Regions from separate parts of the Mus musculus genome. Here regions 1, 3 and 4 are each linked to region 2. Evidence: chromatin loops called from intact Hi-C (ENCODE). Cell type or tissue: gastrocnemius. All regions are shown on one strand. Region 1 has its middle 34 kb from the start of Tut7. Region 2 has its middle 33 kb from the start of Gm35333. Region 3 has its middle 26 kb from the start of Gm19866. Region 4 has its middle 19 kb from the start of Tut7.

Region 1 (5,000 bases), 610 kb after region 2:
GTATATGTGTGTGTGTGTGTTGTGTGTATGCATTAGATGGTGTGTTATGCTATGACAATAATGCTGGTTAATATTTTTTCTAACTCTAGAAACACCCCATAAATATAGAAGCAGAATGTTTGCCAATTTTTGAATAACTAAATAAATAGAATATCCTTCATACCAACAGATTTTACAGGTCACAATATTTTTTAAAAAATTAGTAACCTCCATTGAAAAACTTTGTATGAACAAATAAAAGCGGTTCATTCAAGGAAATAGTATTTTTGACAGCTGAGAATCCTGCAAGGTATTTTTGGGTTTTGGCGAAGATCTTGTCTGATATATGCAGAAAAACATTAAAAAGTTAAAAAGATAGATTTCTTTGTCCTGCATCCAAAGTATGTGGTGTCTTCAGCAATAGGGATATGCCACTATCAGGGGCAACCCAGAGCACTGGCAACACTGTGTTGTTCTGGGTCCTCTGAGCCCTGCACTGTCATCTCATAGGGAAGACTCTCAAATCTCAAATTAACTGGAAATCTTTCTCACTGTTAGGCAGCTCTTGTGGTGCTGTCTTAGTCATGTTTCTGTTGCTGAGACAAAATACTATGAGTAAGGCTTCTTGTAAAAAAAAAAGAGAGAGACAGTTTATTTGGGGCTCATGGTCCCTGACCACTATGGTGAGAAGCATGGCAGCAGACAGGCAGGTAGATTCGTGCCAGAGCAGCAGCTGAACACTCACTTCTCATCTACACGCACAAAAACAAGAAAAGCTAATCAGGAATGATATGAACCTTTGAAACGTAAAAGCCCATCCACAGTGAACACCTCCTCCAACAAGGCCACGCCTCCTAATCCTTCCCAAAGAGTTTCAACAACTGGGACCGAGAATTCAAATATATGAGCCTACAGGACCATCCTTATTCAAACCACCACCGTGTAAGGTACAGTTATGTAAGCTGCTGGGGACAAAAAGACGGAAATGGGCCAGCATGGACCTTAAATGCTACAATATGGACATGCAGAGAAACAGGTGCCCACTGCCATGATAGTCATGCATGATAGTGCAGATGTTATGGGGTAACTATCCAGTTTCTGATTAGATTTGAGGCCCATCCACGGGAGGCAATGTCATGCCTAATACTATAATACCAGTCAAAAACTGAGGAAGTCAAAGAGCCTAGGGTGGAGCCAGCTATTGTTATTCTGCCTGATGGTCATGCTGTCAGATTTCCTACTAAATACTTATGTTTATACCCACAGATCTGAGCTGCTCTATTCTTGGTCACAGAATCTTGCTTCTGTTTGCAGTGGGCAGCAGTCAACGCAGAGACACATAACTGGTCGTAGTACTGGATCTAGAGATAGAGAACTCAGCCCTGAGTGGGATCAAACTCCTCCCCGACTGAGGTTCACAAACCGTCACAGAGGCGAAGGCAGAAAGAATGTAAGATCCAGAGGATGAGACGAGTGTCATGGAATATTGTCTTCAGGACACAATAGGGCTATCAAAATCATGAGCTCACAGTAACTGTGGCTTCCTGCATAAGACCTATACAAGATCAAGCCAGAAAAAAAAAATCTCAAGCACAGATGGAGCAGATGGTCTCTGGGCCCCACCTTTTGCTAAGGTCCTACCTTTTCCTGAAGCCCCACCCCTTAATGGATCCCACCCCTTAGTGAGACCCCACCCCTTAGTGAGACCCCACCCCTTAGTGAAGCTGAGCTCTTAGTGAGTTTGGCAACAGAAGTTTCTTGAAGAGGGAAAAAGATCCTTTATGGCTACCGATAGGTTTCCAATGGTCCAGTGTATAGTTCTACATTCATGAATGTATAAACAGCACTAACCAGACTAGTGGGTGATTAAAAAATAATAATAATAATTGAAAAAGAAGCCCACGTGTGGTGGTGCGTGACTTTGATCCCAACCCTCACGCTGACTGGCTCACAGCTGCCTGTAACTACAGCTCCAGGGGACCCAACACCCTCTCCTGGCCTCCTTGGATATTCCATGCATGTGGTGTACATATAAACATACAGCCAAACATTCACACACATTAAATTAAAATAAATATTTTTAAAAGACAGGGAAAATAGAAGAGGTACCACAAGACTGCTAGAAGTGCTTGCAAAGAGGGGCTGGGACGCACTAAAGCGTGGATTTCCAAGAAAGAAGCAATGCAGCCCTGCATAAGCCTGTGACTGGAACCGGAAGTGCATGACAGACTGGAGAGAGAATAAGCAAATGGCCCTGAGATGAGGCAGAGCGAGCGGCGGCGATTTGGTCATAGCCGGGTTGCCAGTGAAGAGTAAGGTGGGAGAGTGAACTGGGATAGCATAAGATAGGTGCTGTCCCAACAAAGTCAGCAAGAGACGCAGCATGGAGTACGCTGGAGACACCCAAGCTGGGAGCTGATGAGTCAGGGAGGAAGAACTCGGCCCAGTTCCCACTCCACCGCCACATCAAAGGCTCAAGGATTAGGAAAGAGAAAAAAAAGTTCAACCCAACCTTGCACAAGTGATCTTGGACCCTGAGAATCTAACCCAATTGTTGGGGTAAGCACCCAGGCCAGATTTTTGTGGACTTGGGATGAAATGCTCAAATGACTTTTTCTAAGGGAGGCGAAACGGAAGGACAATGTTTAGGCTGCGCCCTCAAACACTGTCCAACTATAATAAGGTAATTCTAGAACTCTGTGAATAACTTAACGGAAAATCATGACTTGCAAAAACCCAAATCATAGTCCTAGACTATTTTGTCTCTAGAAGTCTGTGTTCTGGGACGTTTGAGGGGTGAGTCTTCTATCCACTTAGCATCAGGGCCAGAAATCAAGGGTTGGTGAGCTGCTCCCTCTACCGGCCATGCAGAGGAGGACGGCGCGGCACCTCAGTCTCTGCACTCACCTTTTCCCTAAGGACGGAAAGGCGCAGCTTCTGTATGGTTCATGTGGGAATTGCTGCTCATTTCTTTTAGATTTGGGGGAAGTTTGAGGGAAGCTTGTTTTGGTTTGTTTTGTTTTGTTTGATGCAGAGAACGTACATCCTGGAGCATTTAAGAGACTATTCAGGACTATGATTTGGGTTTTTGCAAGTCATGATAGCAATGACCGTGACCGGCATGGCAAGATACTCCCAAACGGTGTGATTGTGGCATTAATATACCAACTGCCGTCTCATAAGACTTAAAGCCTACTCAACAAGAGGGAACCCTTGCCTGGTGCTGTAAGCTGTTTTTCTAGATGGCTGCAGCTGCTTCTTCTTCTTCTTCTTCTTCTTCTTCTTCTTCTTCTTCTTCTTCTTCTTCTTCTTCTTCTTCTTCTTCTTCAGATTTATTTATTTAATGTATGTGATACACTGTAGCTGTACAGATGGTTGTGAGTCTTCATGTGGTTGTTGGGAATTGAATTTTTAGGATCTCTGCTTGCTCCAGTTCAAAGATTTATTTATTATTATACATAAGTACATGTAGCTGACTTAGACGCACCAGAAGAGGGTGTCAGATCTCATTTAGGTGGTTGCTGGGATTTGAACTCAGGAAGAAGCAGTCAGCAAGCGCTCTTACCCACTGAGCCATCTTGCCAGTCATGGATGCAGCTTCAAACTGTGTTCTAAGTACTTACACTCACACTTAAGTCTGCCTCTCATTCCTCATCGAAGATGCTTCTTTTTGCACCAGATGGAGACTACAGCAGAGATGCCCAGCTGGTTAAAGGCTGAGACGGAGCGAACTCTGGGTGACCAACCCCATTCGGTCCATCTACAGCACAACCCTAAACCGGAAGCTTAAAGAATAGCAAGCAAGAGAAGAGGGAGAGACTGCAAGAGCCCAAGGTCCAGGAAGCCTGCTGTGAGGTCCTTTCTTCCAGACAGGGCAGGAATGCTGTGTCCACGAAATGACAACAGTATGGTCATCCTAACAAGACCTCAACACTGACCATGAGCATAGGTGGGGGGATTTCACAGGGCCCCGCCCCTAGGTGAAAAGCTGAAGATGATCAATGGCTGCAGGAGGAGGAACAAGCCTCCTAATAGGTTGGTTACCCAGGCCTGAGTGGTAAGCTCTAAACACATGTTGTATAAGCAACACTACCTGGACTCAAGATGACAGGGGGCGGGAGAATGGGTAGAGATGATACTCATCTCTAGATTAATAACCAGCCTTATTTGGATAGTCCACGAGGTTTCGCTGCCAATTATTGCCCACTATTTTTAAAGAACCCTGTGCGTATTTTGAGAACTATCATGTAGCCTAGGTTACCTTAAGCTTGTAATTCTCCAGCCTCTCCTTGCAAATGAAAAGAGTTACGTGCATGCGCCCACATGCCTAGCTTAAAAGAAGAAAAATGGGGGTTAGGAGCGCAGCTCATCTAAGAGACTACTCGCCAAGCATGCATGAAGCCCTGGATTTGATCCCTAAAATCAAGTAGACTGAAAGTTGTAGTGTATGCCTATAATCCCCACCCTGGAGAGGTGGAGGCAGGAGGATCATAAGGTCAGGGCCATCCTTGGCTACATAGCAAAGTTGAGGTCATCCTGAGCTACATGAGACCCTGTCTCAAAAACTAAAAAGGAGGCAAATTATTAAATTTATTTTACACCATTTGGGGATGTATTATGTCATTATGTCAAACCATGCATTTCTTGCTTAAGATAAATTTTTATTTATTTTAGTTGAAGGGAAAATATATATGGAAAGTCGAGTGGGAGTGAAATATTTAAATATATAACTCCCTCAGGCAGTAACAGGTATAACATCTCTAGGTTGGAAACACAAAGGAGCTTAATGACTTTAAATGAATGACCTTCGTTAAAAATGAAGATCACGGCTGGTATGAGACCTAGGGCCCCAGTTAGTTGAGAAAGAGTTTGTGGAATTTGAATTTTTAGAATTTAAGTTATTTATTATTTGGAGACAAGGTCTCACATAGCCCAGGCTAGCTTCCATGTAGGTGAGACTGGTCATGAACTGTTTGATCCTCTAGAGTACTGGGACTACAGAGTGGGCCATACACCTGGGC
Region 2 (5,000 bases):
ACAAAGTGGCAGGTACAGAATTAACCAACACAAACCACTAGCCTTTCTATTATACACCAATGACAAGTGAATTCGGGGAAAATGAAAGAAATAGTTCCTTTCTTAACAGTCACAGATAGCACACCAACTGGGAAGAAATCTAAGTGTCTTAGGGTTTTACTGCTGTGAACAGACACCATGACCAAGGCAACTCTTATAAGAACAACATTTAATTGGGGCAGGCTTACAGGTTCAGAGGTTCAGTCTATTATCATCAAGGTGTGAGCATGGCAGCATCCAGGCAGGCATGGTGCAGGAGGAGCTGAGAGTTCTACACCTTCATCTGAAGGCTGCTAGGAGAAGACTGATTCCCATGAGGTTAGGAGGAGGATCTCAAAGCCCATCCCCCACAATGATACACTTCCTCCAACAAGTCCACACCTCCCAGTGGTGTCACTTCCTGGGCCAAGCACATTCAAACCACCACACCAAGGAAACAAAAGATGCCTGCAATGAAAACTTTAAAGTGCTCGATGAACACCTGGAGAGACGGCTCAGTGGTTGTTAAGAGCAGTTGTTGGTCTTGCAGAAGATCTGAATTCAGTCCCCAACATCTCACATGACACAACCATCTGTAACTACAATTCCAGGAGATCCAATGGCTTCTTCTGATCTCTGTAAGAATCAGTCACTCACACGGTACAGATACATACATGTAAGCAAACATTCACACCCACAAAATAATGATGAAAATCACAGCTGTTATGAGGGTAACCAACTGAGTTTTAAAGTTGGATACAAGGCCCACTTTGTAGGTGGGAGCTCGTGTCCAACAGTGTGGGCCTGGTCAAAGACCCATGGCTAGGGGAGCCATTGGCTCTAGGGATGAGCCTTCTAGGTTTATTTTGCTAAGCTTATTTGTTAAGCTGCATCTTAATAGTTATGCTTGCTCTGTAGTCTAGCAATATCCTCAAGTTTGTTCAAAGAAGTTTATCTTTGCAGGGAGCATTTGCTAATACAAACTCGCGGTTGGTGACAAGGTTGAGAACCAATCACTATACATGCTCAGCATTACACAAACCCCCCTTATTGTCTCCTCCACAGCTTGGAGAACATTGTGGAGGAAGCAGGAGAAAGAACTTAAGATCTGAGGGACATAAGGTGCTGTCATGAGGGCATGACATGGCTGCCACGCTCATGAACTCACAATGGCTAGAGCTGTCTGCACAAGTCTGAGCCCCCAAAACATTCAGCCATAGATGGGAAAGAGTTTCATAGGATCCCCTCCGCCCAGGGGGTGAATGGTGGTGGATGACTGCGGTGGGGGGCGGGGGGGGGGAAATAATTTTCTTCAGTGATGTAGCCACTTCTGCGTTATCCACAATTCAATGGACTCTCCACACTCTAGCCCAAGCTAATGGCGGTCACTAGAGCTGGTGGATCACAAAACAGAAACAAGAGGGATGGGGCTTGGTGGAATAGGAGGAGGGTAAGAAAGAGTGAAGGAATGAGTGTGAACAGAATGCATTATACACACGTATCAAATTGTCAAAGAATAGATTAGTAAAAATAAATTAGATCTCAGAGTCTCTCTCTCTCTCTCCCTCTCTCTCTCTCTCTCTCACACACACACACACACTTCTAGGAGGTGAATACACTTCAGTTTAAATGATAGAAACCTGGCTTTGACTTTTCTTCCTATAACTTTGGCTCCCAACCTTCTTGATGCTGCGACACTTTAATGACTTTAACGGAGCCCCTCATGTTGTGGTGACCCACAACCATACAATTATTTTAGTTGCTATTTCATAACTGTAATTTTTCTACTGTTATTAATTGTGATGCAAGTATTTTTGGAGATAAGAGGTTTGCCAAAGTGGTTGAGAACCGCTGCTTTAACTCAATATTGACTCTTCCCTGTTAAGAGAGACATCATGATGTTTATCGAAGACTCTAATGGAGTTTGGGTTGGGGGAGAGAATCTCGGTGATAATAAATTTTCATACAAATCAATTACTTTAATGCTATGAAATATTTAGTAACTCACGTCTGTCTGCCTAAAGCGGGGACAGTTAAATTATGACGAATGTGACATGTAATTCCTTGGGGACACCACTGGGTGGAGCCATTTCCACAGCAAAGATACAACAAAGATAAAATGGAAAATCGTGTTCAAGGCACAAAAGTAGCTTACTAATAAATTCTCTATGCTTCCGGTCATCTGGCCCACAAGTCTCCAAGCCGGCAATGAATGAATGAATCAATGAATGAATGAATCAATGAATGAATGAATCAATGAGTGAGTGAGTGGCTGAAAGAGGAAGCAATACAATGTAGCCAAAAGTTTAGCCAGTGGATCCTGTCTGTGGCTTTGGCTGTTTTTTGTTTTGTTTTTTGGTTTTGTTTTGTTTTGTTTTTTACACAGGGGCTGTAACAGCAGTCTAGTGGGCTGGCTGCATGGAGGGACGCAGCCCTCTGGGCCAGCTGATGTGATGAGGGAGCCAAGCTACTCCTCAGCAGGAAAAGGTCTTACACTTACATCTCAGAGCATGTCTTGGGCTGCCTAATGGAGCTGCTTCTCTTTTGTTCTTCCTTTTGCAGCTGTTTTCAAGCCTTGCATTTTAGGTGCGTGGGTGTTTGGTCTGACACATGTCTGTGCAGCATGTGCAGTGCCCGTGGAAGCTTGCAGAAGATGTTGAATTTCCTAGAACTGGAGTTATAGACACTTCGGAGCCACCTTAACAGTGCTGGGAGTCGAACTCCGGTCCTCTGGAGGAGCAGCCAGTCCTCTTACCCTCCAGGTACCTCTCGTAGGTTTTTTTTTTTTTTTTTTTTTTTTGACATATCAAATTTGACAAGTCAAATTTGTCTCCTGATTGAAAAGTTTTCACAGAGACATCATGGAGTTGGCTGGCTTACCCCAGAGTTTTCCACATTAAAATCATTTAACACAGAAACTATCAAAGATGACCAAATGAAAGGTGTCATTTATAATCCCAAGAGAGGGGTTCCCTTTGCTTAGAAGGCATTCTTTTTGGCTCTGAGAAAGGGCAGCTGAGGTCAGCTCAGGCTGCTGTACAGCCTGCTCCAGAGGCCCACACAGCCCACAGACAGAGGCCCACCCGGCCCACGGACAGAAACCCACTACCTCTGCTCATCAACTGCCACAGTGCTCTCTTTCTGATTATTTTCTTGGCTAAAAAACAGCACCAAAAGAGAGGTAATTAAAAAAAATTGACTTCTGGCAATGGTTTCCTATGCCAAGGGAAGCGAGAGAGCCCAATTTTATTGCCCCATGAGTCAGTTTTGTCTGTTACTGTAAAAAGATTGTTATGAAACTCATCAAATATTACTTCAGAGGAGAGCCAGTGTTTGTGATCTGTTCAGAAAACAAATTAATCAAGACACTTCCGGACGGGTCCTGGCTTCACTGGCTGAAGTGGTATTTACGTAGCCACCTTCCAGAACCTTCTCCCACACTTCCTTGGAAGGAAAGTTCAGGAAAACAGACTGTCTGGGACTAGAGTCAGTGCTGAATGACATGAAGAAAGCAGCCTGCCTTTCTCCAAGTTCAGCTTAGCTCAAGAGGGGACTGAGCAGCCAGATGAAGGTGCAGGCTGGGCACAGAGAACCCTGGTAGTCTGCAGGCCACACATAGATGACAGGGTCCCCAGAAGGCAAAGGCTTAGTACACAGCCCTAAGAATCAATGAAGAACCACATTTGCCAGCAAGTCCCAGAGGCCTGAGGCCTAGGAGGGGAGATAAAACCACCCTGAGCAGGATCTCTATACACCAGACAAACCGGGCCACTGTGGGTGGGGCTGTGCAGGTCATGACCCTCACTAGGTCAGGGTGAAAGTATATGCCTGACTTCAAGGACAACAAATAAAGAGAACTTTTCTATCCTTAAGTCTATATGTATCTGTGCTAGGGAGACAGCCCAGCTTGTGAAGTGTTTTCCTTGCAAGGACCTGAGTTTGAATCCTAGAACCTACACACACACACACACACACACACACAAAAGGTATGAGTTTGTGTGGACTTAGGAGGTGAGGCAGGTAGATCCCTGGGGCTCACTGGCCAGAAAGACTAGCATATATTGTAAGCTTCAGGCCAGTGAGAGAACTGATTCAAAATACACACAAACAGCAAAGTGGTTGAATCCCGAAAAATGGTACTAGAGGTTGGATTCCACGTGCACACACCCTAGCATGTGTATCTGAACACACGTGGGCCCACATAAACAGGTAGCCACACACACAACTGGAAAAAACAAAAACAAACCACCAACAAAAAACCCAAACCCAAACACCAAGAAACAAATCAAGCACATGAACCTGGTGCTTGGTAAAGGGCGTGTTCCTGAAAGCACACGTCTTAGAAGTGCACTGTGACTTAGGAAAGGAGAGGGAACTGACCCCAACCCTGTTCTATGCCGAGGACAAAAAAATTCTGCCCATAGTTGGCCTGTGCCCTCCGGCTGCTCATTCCTGTGCCGGCTGCTCCTGAGCGTCTGGTAGCCTCTCCATTGGCCTTGTCTTCAACAACCGTCTACCATCAAGTGAGCTAGTTCCTAGAAACAACTCTGTGTGTTTGTGTTCTACTGGTTGTTTCTCTGAAGGGCACGTAGCACCAACACCATGAGTCTTGGGAGCATTCTTTAAGATGATTCTTTTTAGAATTTATTCATCTCATTTCATGTGTGAGTGCTTCGCCAGCATGGATGTCAGTCTTCTGTGACCTTGGCGAAGCTAGCCACCTTTCCTAGCCATCAGTTTCATGATGGCAATAGCTCTAAAATTTTTTTTTTTAAGTAATTTCATCATAATTATTAAGGCAAAAACAATGGACTTACTGTTAAGTAATAATGAGCCTTTAATCACGGCCCAGGTGGGAGAGATACTATAATAAGCTTTTTAAATATTTAATAAAGAGCTTGAAAAAGTTCTTTCATTTTGTTCTCTCTGCAGTTAAGTTGCATAAACTGAATTCTTGGAACTGACCACACTTATACAATTAT
Region 3 (5,000 bases), 580 kb after region 2:
AGGAGCGGGCTCTGCTGAGGGAGCAAAGGGGATCACTCTGTTTTCACAGTTGTATTGTAAAAACAACCGCTAATACCCAGAAGACCCAAGAGCAGCCCTCCATGGCTTATCTGAGAAGCCACTCCCCGTCTCACACCCTGTCTAGACCGAACTGGGCATTATCAACCACCTCTATAGATGAAGCAGGAACCTATTCTGACAGACCCGGGCCTAACGAGCCTGCTGCTGTGGAAAATTCAGAAGGAAATAGATTGCTTTCCACCTCAGATAACTGAAAAGGGGACCTCTCAGGCCTGACACCCTCCATTCTGCCTGAGACACGTCATCTCTCACTCTTGACTAACAAAGTCCCTGAGTCTGACTGAAAGGAAGGAAATGAGAGACAGGCTCCTTAAGTATCTCCATCAGAAGCCAAGGTCTGCGCGGAAATCCCAGTGGGGCCTAGTAGACTCCTACTGTGGGCACTGCCACCTCGTGCCTCCTATTTAAGATGCCCAGCGCGTGGAGGACAATGCTTACTACTTCCCCTCGATAGGCTCCACCAGGCCTATACATCTATAGGTACCTATGTAGTCATCGGTACCATAAGGGCTGTTCCAGCCAACAGAACATATCGTTCTGGGAAAGGACACAGTCCCGTGGGAGCTGTCACTACTACCCAGAAACCTCTTGCTCTGCTCTGAACATACTGTTGTGGAAACCACAACCATGCTGCAACAGCTCAGGGAGACCGGGAGCAAAGGCATTTCTGTCCCATTCATTCATTGAACACTTAGGTATCTACCACACCCCATTATCACTGTTCAGTGCTCCTATCAACTCATTTAAGCACTGTACACCCAATACTAAAGAAGATCAGTAAAAGAAAGGGCAAAGCTACGCCAGTGCCAGTTGCAAGTTACATGCCACGCAAGCATTCCCAGGGAAGTAAATGGAGACTGAAGCTCAGCACAGGGGCAGACAACCCTCTTGCTTTGTCACTGCCTCAGTCTCCCCATCTGTAAAATGGGAATGGCCGTGACCTCTGTGGGTCATGCCCTGTAAGGAGCAAACCAAAGAGACTAGAAAAGTCTTCAAGGAGTGTCATATTGACATCAAGACCAAGTGTTAGAATCTCCTTCCCTCTGTGTGTGAGGAGGGTGCCCGCTGTTTATCAGCTATGGAGTATTCAACAGTCAGAGAATAAACACAGTTCATGGTTCCTGGCGAGGAAGAGCAGTAAACATTTTTACTCCATGAAGGCCTCGATAGTCAGGATATGATAGTGTACGTCAGTTATCTCAGTACTTAGAAGGGTGAGGCAGGAGGATTATCATCTTGAAGCCAACCTAGGCTACATAGCAACGCCTCAAAAACATCTCGTTTAAAATTAGAGATATGGGTAACTACGCTTTTACCCAGGGATCCAGATAAAACCTCAGATGGAACCTTCATCAACCGCATTCTCGTGTTTCCCATGAGACTACAAAAGAAGCTGGCAACTGGGCTGGTGGAGAAGCAGCCTTCCCTCCTCACGGGTACCACATGGGGACCTGAGGTGAAGCTGGCATGCCAGCTGATGCTTACTGCCATTCTGCTGCCAAGTGCCTGACCCAACCCTTTCAGGGGAGAGATGTGGATTCAGACCTTGTAGCTAAGTGTGTACGTGTGTGCGTGTGTGTGTGTGTGTGTGTGGGGGGGGGGGGTCCCTGAATAATTTACACAGGATAATCCAACTTGGCTAAGCCTGGAGAGAGGGAACATGGATCCTTATTTAGAAATGTCTTTCTCCCCTCAGAATTTAGAAAATATCAATAGAGTCTGAAAAGATGGCTATGAAGTCACCAGCATGCCTCCGCTTGTCCCGAGGATGCAGAGATGTCACACCTACATTTTAAGAGGTACTGATATAACCATTCAGGTGCACTCTGTGACACCCAGGGGAGTTGTCCTTCTAGGTACAAAAAGATAAGTGGCCTTAAGTTAGTGTGTGGGACTCTGTGACTCCTTGCTCTCTCAGTACAGTCCTTATGAATCTTTTAAACAGCTCTTCCTCTAGTAGCACATTGTGTGTCCAACCATAAATGCCAAAGGCTGCTTCTTATCTACCCCTGATACAACTACAGGACGGTAGCAGAGAAGGAGAACCCATTCTGTGGTCTCAGGCAGAGGTCCCACTGTGGAGGACAGGCAGAACCTCATGGCAGGAAGTCCTTCCACAAGGCTATTGGTCATTTCCATTTATCTCCTGAGGGGTTAAGGAAGCTGATTGAGAGAGACGTTCCCATAGCAACCGTGCCGGCCTTCCACTGTGAACATACTGGTTCCATTCCTGATGCAGATTACATCAAACTTTGCCACTTCATGGCTTCATTTTAGCTGAGGCAGATGGTTGTTTGAGAATGTGATCACCGCCACCTTGTGGCACAGAGGAAAACAAAAGACAAAAAGAAAAAAAAATCCCCCCTCTGTAAAGGGCGAATTGTGCTCAGTTTAGGGTCAGTCTTACAAACTTTGACCACTTTTTCTTCTCTGTGGAAGAGCCTTCGTGCTGATCTGTGAACTGGGGCTGTAACACACACAGCAAAAACTCTCCTCCCGGTATCTCAAAATCTCACTGGTAATGCCAGGATTGAGCCGTAATCCCAAATAATTGTATTAACAAGAAAGTCACTTCCCATAATCTCTCCAAAAAATAATGTTATCCACATACGTTTTGTAAAGAGGTCTGAGTATTCTGGTTTAGCCATGTTTGGATTCTGTTCTTAGCCTAGAACAAGTTAGCCTGACCTAAGAGTATTTAAAATCTCCTGCCCTCCTATGCCACATGGCTTGCTTTCAGGGCTTTGCATACCCTGTCTCCTGTATCCACTGTATTTTCTGCTGCAAAGACATCCCTGTGCTTCTTTAAATGGGTCTAAGAAAAATGATTTTCAGTAACTGTAATTGTTTTTTCTCATGGTGAGCTATCTCACTGTGGGAAATTTAACTCTGATAAATACATACCTTCAAACATAAAGAATTAGTTATAATTGTGCTCTGTGTGTGTGTGTATTTGTATATATTGGTGTGTGTGTGTGTGTATATTTGTATATGTATGTGTCTGTGTGTATGTGTCTGTGTATGTGTGTATATGTGTGTGTATGTGGCTGTATATGCGTGTCTGTGTATGTATGTGTGTATGTGTGTGTATATGTGTGTGTATAGGTGTGTGTGTATGTGTATATGTGTGTGTATATGTGTGTATAAGTGTGTGTGCATGTGTGTGTGTGTATGTATGTGTGTGTGTGTGTCTATGTGTGCTCACATTATATGGCTCTACAGTGTCTTGTCTCTGTGGTTACTAACACCCTATGATATGAATAGCAATCATAAACCACAAAAAAAAAAAAAAACATACCCAGGAGCTGAACTCTTCCTAACTCTAACATTAACTCTAGCCATGGGTGTGATACTTATTTGGCCTCAGAGGCTCTGGAGTTAAAAGTTCAAGACAGGAGGAGAGGAGGACATGAGCCTTTGACAGAAATGCTGGGAATCTGAAATAAAAATACATGAATATTTGAGAAAGAAACAAAATGTGCACCCAGGACCAACTCTAAGGTGAAGGCACCTTTTCCCCAGAGGCAGCAGAGAGCTCTGGTGTGAGTCTAGTCTTCACTTTTCAGAATATCCTCAAAGTTAGATGGGGACAGACAGACAGACAGATAGACAGACACACACACACACACACACACACACAGAGAGAGAGAGAGAGAGAGAGAGAGAGAGAGAGAGAGAGAGAGAGAGAAAGAGATCCCCAGGAAATAGAAGTAACTCAAAGCACATAATGTCAAGGACAGTCACAGATTGAATAATAGCATGTGTCCTTGTTACTAGAAACCCTTGCTGTCCCCAAGGTTTCAAGAAGAGACTAAGAGAACACAGATGTGATGGGGGAGGGGAAGCTCTGTTCAGCCACAAATGTTTATCTGGAATGCTGTGGTTGCTGTTGTCAATAACTGTCAACTCCTCCAGGCTACAAGGGAAGGTGGCTTGTACTTCCTGCCTGCTGGGTCATTGGGTGAGACCCAGTGACCAGTTCTGGTGAATGGGAGGAGACAGAAGTGACTTTTGCCACTTCTGGGACAGATTTGATTAGTGACAAGGGTTAGAGTTCTCTCTACTCCATGTACCACCATGGCCTGCAAGTCGAGACAGTAGCCAGTCAGGGCTCTCAAAGAAAGTGCTCTGAATACAGCTCAATGAGAGCAGATCTTGGCCTATCTGTGTGGGGTGTGGACTAGAAGTGAGGAACCAACAAACCCACTGTAGTTTAGGCCAGAAACATCTGGGTGATACGCGTTATTGAGGCATGGCAGAGCCCATCCCAACAAAAGCGCATCACCTTGAAGGGAAAGTTTGGTTGCCTTTTTGAAGTTTGCAGAGGTAATAGTGGTCTGGTGCTTCAAGAAGGTGCTGGAGTGGGTTGTTTTTGGTTTTGTTTTGTTTTGTTTTGTTTTGTTGTCTCTGAGAAGCTCTCCACCATCTTCTGGAAGATCAATGCTGCCTGTAGCAACTCTTACTTTATTTTAGGAAAAACACCAAAATACACCCTGCCTTGTATGAAAATAAATCAAGAAGGCTCTCAGCAGTTCTCAGTGGGGAGGAGGGAACTTCTAATTAAATCCATCTCTTGGGGACAAAGTAGAGCCTTGGTCTGGAAATGAAGATTGCTCCACAGAGCTGAATCAGAGCGGTGATTCACGGGCCTCCTGCTTTTCTGAGGGAGGGAAACCTACTCCTTCCTTTCCCGTGTCAATCAGTTATTCCTTGGTGGGGGGTGGGGGTGGGGAGGAGCTGACTATGGCTTCCCAAGGGCAGCCGAAAGGACCCTTCAGGAGAGCTGCACTGTTGGGCTTAGGATTGGACCCTAAGTTCACATTCTCTGCTTCCCTTCTGTTCTGATCCCTGGACCTTAATAAGAGGCCATCAAAATCTGTACCCTAGCTCCACGCTGGGACAGGGGAGCAAAGAGAAGC
Region 4 (5,000 bases), 630 kb after region 2:
GTATGCAATAGACCCCCGAAAGTTTCACGGCTTCCTCTCCCCTCAGTGTACTGTAACCCTTGTAAAAGGCCATAGGTCCTTTGGGGAAGAACTGGAGAAAGGCTAACAACAAAACCATTAGGTGTCTTACCAAGGTTCTTCCTCAAGGGAACCTGGCCACCCCTTCATTCAAGGGGTTGTGGGTCTGCAAACTGGCTCAAATATGGAAATTGACTCACTGGCTGAGATTGCTTTGTGTGGCGATCCAAGGTAGCCTTTTTCTTTCTTTCTTTTTTTTTTTTTTTCTTTTCCTCTTTTGAGAATGTTTCTGCTTATACGGATCAAACAGAAATGCAGTAGGCTTCCTATCTATTTCATGCCTGGAAACACCATGAGTAATTAGCCATCTGTACCAAAGGTCTGTACAAGGCATGCCATTATAAAATCCACTTTGTCTACGCTGCCCATTATAATAACTACGATCACCTTGTCTCTGGCAATTCAATGCTGCCACCTGGCCCTTGCTACCTCGGGGCCCAATTAAACCTGCTGCATTTAATTCATCCAACTGAGCAGCAGCGGCTCCAATGCTAAGGTCTGGCATAAAATAAGGGGCAAGAACAAAACTCTTCAAATGTGCTGGTGCCCCTCTCACCAGTTAGCGTCTTACAGGATTTGTGAAGGGCATATCATCTTCTGGGCCTTCCAATGTGGAAGATTAGGTTTTATACAACGTATCCACTCTAGCACTGCAACTTCCATGAGCCTTAAAACCCCTTCCTCAACACTAGGCCAAGGGATGCCAGGCATCTCCATCTCCTTTTCGGTAACCTCTCTTTTGATAAACGTTTCAGCCAACCACTCAAACTTTTGAGACCTTTCTTAACTGTGCAAGCTTCCATACTAAACCTAGGGCCCATGTCAATAAACTCAGCCTGATCTAGTTTTATGTTCCTTCCACCACTATCCCACACCCTTAAAATCTATTCCCACACATATTCCCCAGACTTCTGCTTAAATGGATTAGCAAACTCATTAAGCTCTTTAGGAGTGTAACACATTTCCTCATGGACTACACTTTCTACCTCCCCTCTAGGGGCCTGCCTTACCTTGAGTCTATAGTCTATAGTCTAGTCTATAGGTCTAGAGGCAATGATTGGTGAGCCTTGAGGAACATCAATATTGTCTTGCCTGGCATTCTCTTCAGAGAAAGTCACTGCTGGTTTATCTAATAATAAAGGATTAATTTCCTCAGGTGAAAAGGGCAATATTTCAAGGGGTGGGACTGAAAGTATTGCATCCTCAGGTGAGGTAGACCCTTGAGGATCTGAGAGTTCAAAGTTCTCAGCTTCAATAGGGTCCTTCCACACATTCCCATTCCAAGTTATAGGATCCCAGTCTTTGCCAATTAATGACCTTACTTTAACTGCTGCTGACACCCTCTGAGGCTCAGACTTGATTTTTGTAGTAATTCAGCCATCTTTTTGAGGGCTTCTGTTTGATCTTCCACAACTTGAGCTCTAGGGCTACTGGCAAGGAGATTCTCTTCAAGAGCACACTTAGAAACCTTTAGATGCCTATTCCAGATCCGTACCTTCCTTCCTTCTTCCATTGTCCTTATGTAGGTCTCCAGCAGAAGGTATGGCCTGGATTGTGTGCCTCAAGATCTGAAGTAAAGGCTGTGTCATCCCACCTCAAGCGCTGGATGAAAAACCCCTGTCCTCAGCCTCAAGATGCAGATTAAAGGCATGTTGTCTTTCTGCTTCAAGATCCGGATCACAGGTGTGCCCTCCATTTCCGTATTGTAGTTCATTCCTGATATAGTCAAATTGACCACGGTCCTGTTCCTTCTTAAACCGCAGGAACCCAACCCTGGATACTAAGTAACATGGTTTGCCAATTGGCATGATTTGCTGCCACCTCGTGGTTGCTATAAGTACTGCTACTATGAACACATGCAAATGCTCCTTTGGGGATTCTGCCTCCTGCATTTTGGGGATTTAGATCAAAAACGGAGTTATTAGGCCATATGATTGTTCCATATTTAACTTTTTGAGGAATTATTAATTAGTTCTCTGAACAAAGAAGTTTGAGGGCAGGTCCTGGGCATGGATAGTTTGTTTCCTGTTCTCACATGCTCTCACATAGTAACAAACTGGGATCTGGTCGTGGTAGCTTTCCACCCCATCCCCACCTGGCTCACTGTGTCAGGTCGCATGGGCTGCTAGCTCATCTGACACATCAGGCACATGTCCTCTGCCTCAAACCTTCCCCAGACACACCCTGGGCCCACAGTGGACTTCCTTGGATATAGCCGATGTCACTGTAACCGGAGGAAATGAAGACATTCCAAAGAACACTTGTCTCTCGGTCTGTCAGACTACTGAAACAATGGAGCCCAAAGCAGTGGGAATTTCTCTGGAGCCCCACGCAGGGAAAGAGACACACCTCACTTGACTCCCAGAAGAGAATTCACACAGTTCTAACATCTTGTCAAACTACCTCAGGAGACTGAAGCCCGGGCTCCGAGTCAGTGGTGGGCGGGACCTCACTTTGATTGACACTGCTTAAGTGCACACATCCTCTGCCCTTTATTTAAACTTTGATCTCACTTCTGCACCCTGAGGACGGGCTTGAGGAATCTGCTGGACCTTTGTCCCTCTTTCCAATATGGCCACACTTAATGACAACCCTTATTCTGCTTTTGGTTATTAACTCTAACAATGTGACTCTTTTTAACTGACTTACTGGAACTGGGTGGCTAAATGTGGTTTGGGGCACAGGTTGTTACCCCTCCCCCTGGGGGAAGCCACATGTGCCGTTGCAGAGTGGCGCTGGCTACCACTGGCCACTGCCCATGATTATGGGTAAACAACCAATGTGCGCATGTGCATAAGAGGTTTTTGCCGAGTCACTGCCTGGCCCGACACATATTAATGAGGTACTGGTAGCATAACCAATCAGGTATGGACACGTCACTCCTAGGCCTATATAAGCAGCACCATTTCTGGGCTCAGGGTCTTTCGCTTATGCAATCAATGCTCTCCCAATAAACGTGTGCAGAAGGATCCTATTGTGGCGTCGTTCTTGCTGGCGAGACGGGCGCTCACATCCCCCTCCGAGCTCAATAACACCCTGACCACCCTAACTAAGGTAAGTCTGAGAAAGCGTGGGCCATCCAGGGAACCACGCCCTAGGAAGGTAAGAACATCCCACCCCCATCCACGCTGGGGTTCAAGGTAGTCTGACTCCAGTCACATATTAATTATCCAGCCTTACTTCCCTATCTGTGTGACCCCTGACACATGGTATGATTTATACCTCAGAGCACACAGGTCACACACTAACTAAGTTTCCATTTCCTCGGGATGCAAGACTTCCATTCTCCCTTCCTCCCCAGAAGGGACCTTAAAGAGAGGACACCTTGCTTTGTCTCTTGGGGTTGACACTCTTCCTCAGCACCAGCCCTCTGTGGTCAGTTATCAGAGACCTTCTACCTGAAAAGGACAACCTGTCTCTCCTTCAAAACCCCAGCAGAAACCACAACACAGTCCTACCTTCCTGTTTAGTTTTCTTTCACAGATAGCACAAGAATACGGAGACAGTCTACAGTCCCTGTCACCTTAATGCCAGTTATACATTGAATAGTGGCACAGTCAGTATGTGTTTCCTCCAGGTGCTCATCGTGGCGGACAGCTCAGCATGTTTCTTTTGTCATTTTTGTTTTATGTTATGGGTCTTAACAACATTCCTCCTGAATTTCAAAATCCTCTAAAGATCTGAATTCCTTGGAGCTACAAATTTGCACATTAATTGGCCTCTGAGACTTCTGTGATCTTAAATGAATCAGTTAAATGTCACCGGAAAAGGGGGCCAGAATGCAATGCATTCGATTCAACAGCAGAGGGGGCAGGAGTGCATGCATGCTGCTCAACAGCAGAGGAAGCAGGGATGCAATGCATACAGCTTAACAGCAGAGGGGGCAAGAATGCATGCATGCAGTTCAACCACAGAACTTACACCTAGCAAGTACCATGCTCTTAGCCCAATCCCCAGCACCACAAACAGAAGAGAAAAATAAAATAAACCCAGGAGTTGCTTTAAAAACAGCAATGAGTTTAATTGTGCCAACCACAAGTTGCCATCATGAGTTGGGCATCGTTGTCCAGTGTTAGTTAAGTGTTGTAACCTAATTAAACACGTACACAGACGCCTCGCCAGTTAAGAACACAGGATCCAACCTCAATTCCCAGCATTTACATCAGCTGGCCACAACTGCCTGCAACTGTAGTGACCGGGGATCTGGCGCCCTCTTCTGTCCTCCAACGGCAACTACACTCACTTGCCCACACCTCCACCCAGACGCCTATGCACAATTAAAAATAAATAAATCTTTTTAAACACATAGACAACACATAGACTAAAAGAGAGAGGGAAAGAATTTTTTCCAAGAGTATTTGTACCAGCCAAGATGAAAGCGGGTGGACAGGAAGAAGATCCCAATCCCTCGCGGTTTCAAACAGCCACAGGTGGTTATGAATATCATATAGGGATAGAATAATTGGAATAATTTGATCTAGGTGGGCAGCTTGTATCATTTTCAATTGGCTCTGAAATTATTGTGTGGGAATCTTGTGAATTGAGAATGTATTGGTTATATAAATCTGACTTGTTAATTATTCAAAAAAAATAAAGAATATGTGTACCAAAATAAGCATGTGACATGTTACAGTGTCATGTCATGGTAGACTGTCATGTCATGCATCCACTGTAATTTTGTTTTTGTTTTTCTGGGTTTGTTTGTTTTTAACTTTTTGTTGATTCTTTGTGAATTTCTCACCGTGTCCCCCAACCCCCCTCATCTCCCCAACCCTCCATATCTGCCCTCTGCCCTTGCAGCCTACCCCACAAAAGAAAACAAAAATAAAAAATAAAGTAAATCTCCCCCATGGAGTCTGGTTTCTTGCAGTGTGTCACTAACGTAACGCCCAGTTTTACTTGCAAATGTTCATTGCAGTGAG

The links. A loop is a pair of places that touch in the nucleus more often than their neighbours do. Peaks named below come from ENCODE experiments on the same cell type or tissue, not always from the same donor. Only the 100,000 strongest peaks of a DNase experiment are listed, where the experiment ranks them.
Region 1: it touches region 2 in a loop (9-fold over the local background); 26 of 42 quality-filtered maps call a loop at or near these places.
Region 3: a loop joins it to region 2, with 6 times the contacts of the local background. A loop is called at or near these places in 27 of 42 quality-filtered maps.
Region 4: a loop joins it to region 2, with 7 times the contacts of the local background. A loop is called at or near these places in 21 of 42 quality-filtered maps.

Annotation. Positions count from the first base shown.
Region 1 is chr13:59,854,323-59,859,322 of GRCm38, reverse strand. No RefSeq gene overlaps it. Among named protein-coding and RNA genes, the nearest start is that of Tut7, 34 kb to the right of the region's middle. In gastrocnemius, a CTCF peak has its summit at 2,854 (motif pointing left); a DNase peak (open chromatin) is centred at 2,832; H3K27ac peaks cover 282 bases.
Region 2 is chr13:60,465,495-60,470,494 of GRCm38, reverse strand. No RefSeq gene overlaps it. Among named protein-coding and RNA genes, the nearest start is that of Gm35333, 33 kb to the right of the region's middle. In gastrocnemius, a CTCF peak has its summit at 2,101 (motif pointing right); a DNase peak (open chromatin) is centred at 2,110; H3K27ac peaks cover 1,747 bases.
Region 3 is chr13:59,887,181-59,892,180 of GRCm38, reverse strand. No RefSeq gene overlaps it. Among named protein-coding and RNA genes, the nearest start is that of Gm19866, 26 kb to the left of the region's middle. In gastrocnemius, a CTCF peak has its summit at 2,400 (motif pointing left); DNase peaks (open chromatin) are centred at 1,555 and 2,296; H3K27ac peaks cover 665 bases.
Region 4 is chr13:59,839,892-59,844,891 of GRCm38, reverse strand. No RefSeq gene overlaps it. Among named protein-coding and RNA genes, the nearest start is that of Tut7, 19 kb to the right of the region's middle. In gastrocnemius, CTCF peaks have their summits at 1,902 (motif pointing left) and 3,898; DNase peaks (open chromatin) are centred at 1,900, 3,928 and 4,268; H3K4me3 peaks cover 593 bases; H3K27ac peaks cover 440 bases.